Regions from separate parts of the Homo sapiens genome. Here region 1 is linked to region 2. Evidence: chromatin loops called from intact Hi-C (ENCODE). Cell type or tissue: PC-3. All regions are shown on one strand.

The links. A loop is a pair of places that touch in the nucleus more often than their neighbours do. Peaks named below come from ENCODE experiments on the same cell type or tissue, not always from the same donor. Only the 100,000 strongest peaks of a DNase experiment are listed, where the experiment ranks them.
Region 1: it touches region 2 in a loop (1.9-fold over the local background); 1 of 110 quality-filtered maps calls a loop at or near these places.

Annotation. Positions count from the first base shown.
Region 1 is chr1:21,043,102-21,047,101 of GRCh38, reverse strand. All of the region lies in intron 4 of EIF4G3 (eukaryotic translation initiation factor 4 gamma 3), which reads left to right. Among named protein-coding and RNA genes, the nearest start is that of MIR1256, 57 kb to the right of the region's middle. In PC-3, no CTCF peak of the experiment used is centred here; no DNase peak of the experiment used is centred here.
Region 2 is chr1:21,097,038-21,101,037 of GRCh38, reverse strand. The region is part of intron 2 of EIF4G3 (eukaryotic translation initiation factor 4 gamma 3); the gene reads left to right. Among named protein-coding and RNA genes, the nearest start is that of EIF4G3, 78 kb to the left of the region's middle. In PC-3, no CTCF peak of the experiment used is centred here; a DNase peak (open chromatin) is centred at 1,767; H3K27ac peaks cover 949 bases.

The sequences.
Region 1 (4,000 bases), 54 kb after region 2:
ATATTGGATAAATTATTTAATATCTCTGGAACTTCGTTTCTTCATCTGTCATATAGGGGGAAATTAGAATTCTACTGCCCTGTAAGAGCGTTGTTATGATGGTTGTGTAAATTCCTGCCTCAGAACAGGATTTCCTAAATTTAGTAAGTGCATTTATTATTTGTATTCCTGCCAGACTTGGTTCTCCTCAAGATTTATATATATGTATGTGTGTGTGTGCATGTATCCTTGCCTGCTAATTCTTTTATTTGGCTACCTGTCGAGATTTAGTGTGAAACTTAGAAGCTATCTCCAAGAGTTTGAAATGTCTTCCATGTCTTTTCTGATGTTCGGATAAAAGTAGGATATTAGGCTTGGTTATTTTCTGTTGGCGGTAATTTGTTTTATTCTTCTATACAAAACAGATTCAGTCAACTGAGGATAAGATCAAAGAAACTATTTTTTAGCTACATGTCCTTTTTGATGTGACAGTCTCCCCTTCTTCTGTGAATTAAATCTTTTTGTCCAAAGTAACTACCTATGTCTGTGACTCAATGTTTGACCCTCAATCTACTAAGGTCTAAGTGAAAGAAGCTAAGCTGAAGAAAAGTGAACTTCATAACTTTGAAACGTGAAAGAGGGAAAATGAAGAATATTGTTTCCAATGTCCTCTGCAATCTCATTACCTGCTTCTTTGTTAAGACAGGATTTTACACATCCACAGGTGCTTCACCACACCTGTGTATGTGCCAAGTTTTAAGGCGTAATGTGCATTTCCCTTTTTTACATGAGCTGTAGTTCTTTCTAGCTTCGTCCTCTCTGGAGATTTTGTTTAATTAGTCAAAGACTTTAGACTATGACATTTCAGACAATGGTAAATTGGTGAGACAGAGTCTTTATAGGCATAGATTCTTTTCAGTTTCCCTGAAATGGCAACACTTTTGAACAATCTTGAAACCCAGCATGTCTGTTCTCTGGGAAGAGTAAATAGTTTGGAATTTAAAAGTACCTTTTGGTGGCAGATTGCAAAGTAAATCTCCCTGGGGAAGTGCACTCTAGGGAGTCAGGAGAAGAGACTCTCTAATTTAGAGTTCCAACCCTCCTACCACTGTTTTATAATTTAACCTATGGAAGTTCCTATTAATGCCCAGTTTTCTTCTTTGTGAATGAGCAGCTTTTGTTAGATGAGATCAGAATTTTCTTTAAGACTTCCGTGGGTTTTGGACACTAACTTGAAAGTAGCCAGTTGTTGTTATGGAAAATTATAAAACTATTTTAGATTTAAAATTACCCAAACTTTGCCTTGTTTCATTCTGTTTTTTTTTTTAAGAGAAGTTTGAATTATTTAAAATTACTTCTCAAGATAAGTAAAAACAAAAGAGACTCCTACTTATTGCTTAATTGGTGATGCACATTTGCTTTAACTTAGTTAATTTTCACGAAGTAGCAATTACAAAACAGACCAAACTGGCGCTGATTAACTAGGATCAAAATCTAGGTCTTTTTTCTCTTGGCATCATTGTCTAGACTTCCAGGCTTTTGGAGCTATATTCACAGTAATTAAGTGAGAAGACATGCTCAAAATGATGCCAAAGAAGTGAGGTAATAGGTGTTATCTGCCTGCTGTTTCTGGATTTCATTTGGCTCTCTGTTTTTTTCTGGGAGAGGAACTCCTTCTATAGCATATAATATATAGTAGCTGAGATGGTGATGGTATATGATCCACTGGTTAGATACTTTATTGTCTCTGGAAATACTAAGCAGAGTTCTTCACTGAGGAGTATTGCTTGATCGTGATGCTTATTGTTACACCACAATTTTCATCATTAGTAAAGGATGAGTTTCAAATGATGAATGGTCCCAACACCCATTTTTGCTTTATCCAGCTTCCGGGAATCTTGTTTTATTTACTAAGGAGAATTTCTCTGTGTTGTCTCATAATTGTTCATTGACTGACTGCTCCAGCCTTTGTAAGCTGTTTTTTTATTTATTTTTTATTTTTAGAGACAGGACCTCACTCTGTCACCCAGGCTGGAGTGCAGCAGTGTGATCATAGCTCACTGCAGCCTTGACCCCCTGGACTCAAGCAGTTCTTCAGGTAGCTGGGACTGTATGCGAGCTCCATGATGGCTGACTAATTTTTTAATTTTTTGCAGAGATGGGACTTGCTTTGTTGCCAAGGCAGGTTTTGTTTCTAAATCCTGGCCTCATACAGTCCTCCAGCCTCAGCCTCACAAAGTAGTGGGATTATAGGCTTGAGCCATGGTGCCCTTCTGAGACCCTGTCTCTACAAAAGATGTAAAAAATACTAGCTAGGTGTGATGGCACACACTTGTAGTCCCAGCTACTTGGGAGGCTGAGGTGAGAGGATCGCTTGAGACTGGGATGTTAAGGCTGCAGTGAGCTGGGATCACACCATTACACTCCAGCCTGGGTGGCAGAGTGAGACCCTGTCTCAAAGGAAAAAAAAAAACAAAAAAAAAAACGAATGAAGTTTAATAGTGATTTTTCCTTACTACATATGCTTTTTTTTCTTTTTGTTACCTTTTGTGAAGAATATAAATTCTGAGTTTGATGCACACTTGTTAACCATGATAAAGTAGAGGAAGCTGTGAAAATTTGCTTTAAGAAAACATCACATTTCATTGTTGAAATAGATGAGTATGGAATTTAATTTAAAAAAAGCAAAATGTATAGTTTTTACACTCCCCATGGCCCCCACTTTGAAACACATCATGTCCATCTAAGGCAGTATTTGAGCTTACCAGGATTCTTTAGCATATCACAAATATAAATATGAATATTTTATAGGCCTTTGTAACTTTTAATGACATTTGCAAAGTCATGTTATTTGTAAAGTGTTTAATGACAATATTTGTTGACACTTTTAAAAAAAAGTAGATTTTTAAGAACTTACACATATTATCAACTTAAAAAAACCAAATGGAGGATTTGTCACCAAGGGGACCAACTCAGTGCAGTCAGTACTGCAGGTGTCCAAACCCACACCAAGTCCCCATGTACCATGAATGCAGCTTCCAAAGAATCATGGTAGGCTTTTCTAATTGTTGAGATTTATTTTAATGTGATACTTGATTGGAAGAGTGTTCAGCTCTTTTGGTCATTTTTTGTTTTTATTTAAAAAATTAGTTGCAACCATATTTATAAAGCAACCTTGACCAAATGTTTTTCTAATAGGTGTTTCATCTCTCTCTCTCTCTCTTTCTTTCCATCCTTCCTTTTTTTTTTTTTGCGCCAAGGTTTCACTCTGTCACCCAAACTGGAGTGCAGTGTGTTTTCTGCTCACTGCAGTCTCCACCTCCCAGGCTCAAGCTATCCTCCTGCCTTAGCCTCCTGAGAGTAGCTGGGACTAACTGACTTTTTGTATTTCTTTGTAGAAACTGGGTTTCCTCATGTTGCTCAGGCTGGTCTCGAACTCCTGAGTTCAAGCAACCCACCTGCCTTGGCCTCACAGAGTGCTAGGATTACAGGTGTGAGCCACCGTGCCTGGCCTAGGTGTTTAATCTTTTATGCAGTCCTGTAACTTACCTTGAAATGTGCCTAAAGCAGCTTTTATATGTTTGATTATACTTCTCTTTGTATTGCCTGTAGCCGAAAAGAATTCCATTTATTTTCTTTTGACATTTCTGTGGTTAGTTTTTAAATGTTGCTGCAAGAGTGATGGTTAAGTACAATTATTTTTCAGACTTCTCACCCTAAGTTTTACATTCTGTTTGGCAAATTCACATGGCTGGAACCCACATTTTATCTAAGTATTAATTCAGCACTATTACAGCAAGCTAAAGAATTTTGTAAGAACCAAACTGATTGTGATTTTGTAAGCATTTCTTTACTTCTGTTTTATGTAGGCTCAGTCTTTTGTTGATGATGTTCATTTTCACTTAAATCCTGTCAAAGGCAAAAGGTTTAGGATTTTGTCTTTTACATTTGAACAGCTGTTTCTTTTGGATGCATCCTGGGAGACTCTTGTTTATTTCTCTGGCTACCTCTCATCTGTTTT
Region 2 (4,000 bases):
TTAGTATAAGCGTGCTTTGACTTGGGTTTATTGGCTGTGGAGAAGGATCTTTTCTTGATACTAGTGAAGAGAGAAGTTTGTCAGGAGTAGTGTCAAAAAGCAGGTTGGGTGGTTTCCATCTTGTGAAGTCATTAAGCAAGATTTGAGGAGTGTGGATGATCCTATATTGCTTTTTTCCTGTCATTGAAAAAGAACGTAGTTTGCCGCCCAAGCCCAGCTGTTTTCCTGTGTGGTGCCTGTTTTACTGTTACTGTTGCATAACAATTCTCTTTGTTTGTGTAGATTCGCAGGATAAGCCATACTACTTCTTTTTTTTTGTAAGAGATGGGATCTGCCTGGAGAGCAGCCTGGCATAATCATAGTGCATTTCAGCCTTGAACTTCATGGGCTCAAGGGATCCTTCTGCCTCAGACTCCTGAGTAGTTGGGACTATAGGCACGTGAAACTGTGCTTGGCAAGCCATACTTTTTTTAAGTCTATTGAACCGGATCATGATGATGAAACATTTTGAGTTTATGACTTCTTTCTGCAATATTCTGGATCCTGGGGTGAGAGTGGTAGAACAGATAAGATGCTTGTCTCACCATGGAGTTCTAATATTATTTTTAAATTACATGCAATAATATTTACTTTTTTTGGTAACAGCATTATTGAGATATAATTCACACACCATAAAATTCAGCCAATTAAAATGTACAAATGTACAGTTAACTGTATTAAATTATACTTAATATCCAGAGTTGTGCATCCATCACCACAGTTTTAGAATGTTTGGTTTATCTCAAAAAGAAACCCAGGATCCTTTAGCAGTCACCCTCCTTCCTCCCACCTCTCCCTTCAGCTTAGGCAACCACTAATCTACTTTCTGCCTCTATGGATTTACCTATTCTGGACATTTCATATAAGCAGAATCACATGATATACAGTCTTTGGTGATTGGCTTCTTTAACTTACCATAATGTTTTCAAGGTTTATCCGTAATGTACATGTATCACCACTTTCTTTTTATTGCCAAATAAAATTCCATTGTATTGATATGCCACAATTTGTCCATCTAACAGTTGATGGACATTTATCTCCACTTTTTTGCTATTATATATAATGCTGATGTGAACATTTGTGTACAAGTTTTACATGGACATGCTTTTTATTTTTCTGTTGAATACGTGCCTAGGAGTGAAATTACTGAACCATATGGTGACTCTATTGCTTAACCTTTTGAGGAACTGACTATTCATTTATTTTGGATATATAGTTTCTAAGTTCTGAAAAATGAATGGTTTTTGTAACCTACTGTGTAGAAGACACAGAAAACTTCCATTTACCCTGTTATATTCCTTCAATGATGTCCCTTTGTGGATAAACTCTGCCCCCAACCTCTAGGCCCTGGCAAGCACTGATCTGCTTTCCATTTCTACATTTTTGTCTTAACTAGTATATTATATAAATGGACTTACAGTCTTTTTGAGTCTAGCACTCCCTCAGGGACAGGGTCTCACTCTGTTGCCCAGGCAGGAGTGCAGTGAGTCTAGCTTCTTTTACTTAAAATAATTAGCATTTGAGATTCATTCATGTCTTTGTGTTTATTAATAGTTAATTCCTTTTAAATGCCTACTAGTATTCCATTATATGGATGTACCATAGTTTGTCTATTGGCCAGTTGAAGATATTTGACTCATTTCTAGTGTTTTTGGCCATTATGAATGAAACTGCTGCAAGCATTTGTGTTCAGGGTTTTGTGTAAATTTAAGTTGTCATTTATGTTGGGTAATACCTATGAGTGGGACTGCTGAGTCATATGGTTAGTGTATGTTTAATTTTATAAGAAACTGCCAAACTGCTTTCCAAAGTGACTATACCATTTTGCACTCTACCAACGTGTGAGATTTCCAGTTGCTCCTCATCCTTATCAGCACTCATTATTGTCATTTTTTTATGGTTTCAGTTAGTGTAACAGGTATAGTGATATCTCGTTTTGGTTTTAATTTGCATTCATTAATGATGTTTCATTAAGGAAGTAAAGAGCCTTTTGTGTCTTTATTTGTGACGTGTATATTTTCTTTGATTAGGTGTCATTCATTTAAAACTTTTCCCCATTTGAGGCTAGGCACAGTGGGTCGTGCCTATAATCCCAGCACTTTGGAAGGCTAAGGCAGGAGCATTGCTTGAACTCAGGAGTTTGGGACCAGCCTGGGCAACATAGCGAGACTTCATCTTTACAAAAAATGAAAAAATTAGCTGGGCATGGTGGCACATACCAGTTACAGGTTGAGCTGGGAAGGTTGCTTAAGCCTGGGAGATCAAGGCTGCAGTGAGCCATGATCCTGCAACTGCACTCCAGTGTGGGGCAACAGAGCAAGACCCTGTCTCTCAAAACAGCAACCACAGCAAACTTTTGCCCATTTGAAAAATATTAGGTTGTTTGTTGTCTTGTTATTGAGTGTTTAGTTTCTTTCTTCTTCTTCTTCTTCTTCTTTTTTTTTTTTTTTTTTTTTTTCGAGACAGGGCCTCGCTCTGGTTGCCCAGGCTGGAGTACTGTGGCGTGATCTCTGCTCACTGCAGTCTCCACCTCCTGAGCTCAGGTGATTCTCCCACCTCAACCTCCCAAGTTGTTGGGATTACAGGCTCTAACATGCCTGCCTAATTTTTTGTGTTTTTAGTAGAGATGCAGTTTCACCATCTTGCCCAGGCTAGTCCTGAACTCCTGGACTCAAGCAGTTCACCCACCTCAGCCTCCTAAAGTGTTGGGATTATGGGCATGACCCATTGGGCCCAGCCTAGTTTCTTCATGTATCCTAGATACAAATCCTTTATCTTATTTACGTAAGTTTTAAAAGTATTTACCACAGTCTGTATCCTGTCTCTTTGTTCTTATAACAATGTCTTTCACAGTGGAAATGTTTGTAGTTTTGATGATGTTCAGTTTATCAATTTTCTTCTTTTTAAAAAATATTTTGTAGAGACAAGGCCTTGCTTGCTATGTTGCCCAAGCTGGTCTCAAATTCCTGGACTCAAGTGATCCTCCCACCTCGTCCTCCCAAAGTGCTTTGATTACAGGCATGAGCCACTGTGCCTGGTCATATCAATTTTTTTTTTTAAATACATCATGCTTTTGATGTGTTATCTAGGAACTCTTGGCCTAATCCAAGATAACAGTTGTTTCCTCTTATTGTTTCTTCTAAAAGATTCATAGTTTTCTGTTTTACACTAGATCCACACATTTTGAATTAATTTTTGTACAAAGGGTGAGGTGTTGGTAGAGAGTGTCATTGGTTTGCATATGGTTTTTCAGTTGTTTCAGCACCATTTGTTGAAAAGACTATTTCTCCACTTAATTGCCTTTGCACCTTTGTGAAAAATCGATTCACTACATTTGTGTGGGCCTTCTTACAGGTTGAATATTCTGTTCATTGATTTGTTTTTATGTCCTTTTGCCAGTACCACACTATTTTGGTTTTCAAGTGTTAATTTTAAGGTTGGAATGTTTTGTCTAATGCCCCCTTCCTTTTGGTTTTTCAAAGTTAAAAACTTCATTTTTCCTATCATAAAAAACAGACATTTTATTTTACCTGAGGTGACATATAGCAATACCTCAAATTCATGAGTTACTCCTTTCTTCCTATCTGGATTGTGAACAACAGTTTGAGATACTGAGGTAGAGGATATGTCAAGTTGAAGATGCTGTGGATGACTGCGTGTCCTTTTTCCTAGGGATACCTACTGAAAGTGGTTGCATTGTGTACAAGTCTGATCATTAGCTGCATCATCTTAGCACACAGCACCTTTTTTCGATGAAAAGAGTCTCACTCCTTTTACTCCAGAAAGGAAATACAAAATTGGAAAGATCGTGTATCCTTGATAGAATCTGCACACTATTTGTACAGAATAGTAAAGCCAAACTTAGAAGAATCTCCTCTGACTATTCCATAGTCATGGTTCTTTTATCTATTTATTTTAAAAGTTTATTTTTTGTGGTAAAGTATACATAACACAATATTTA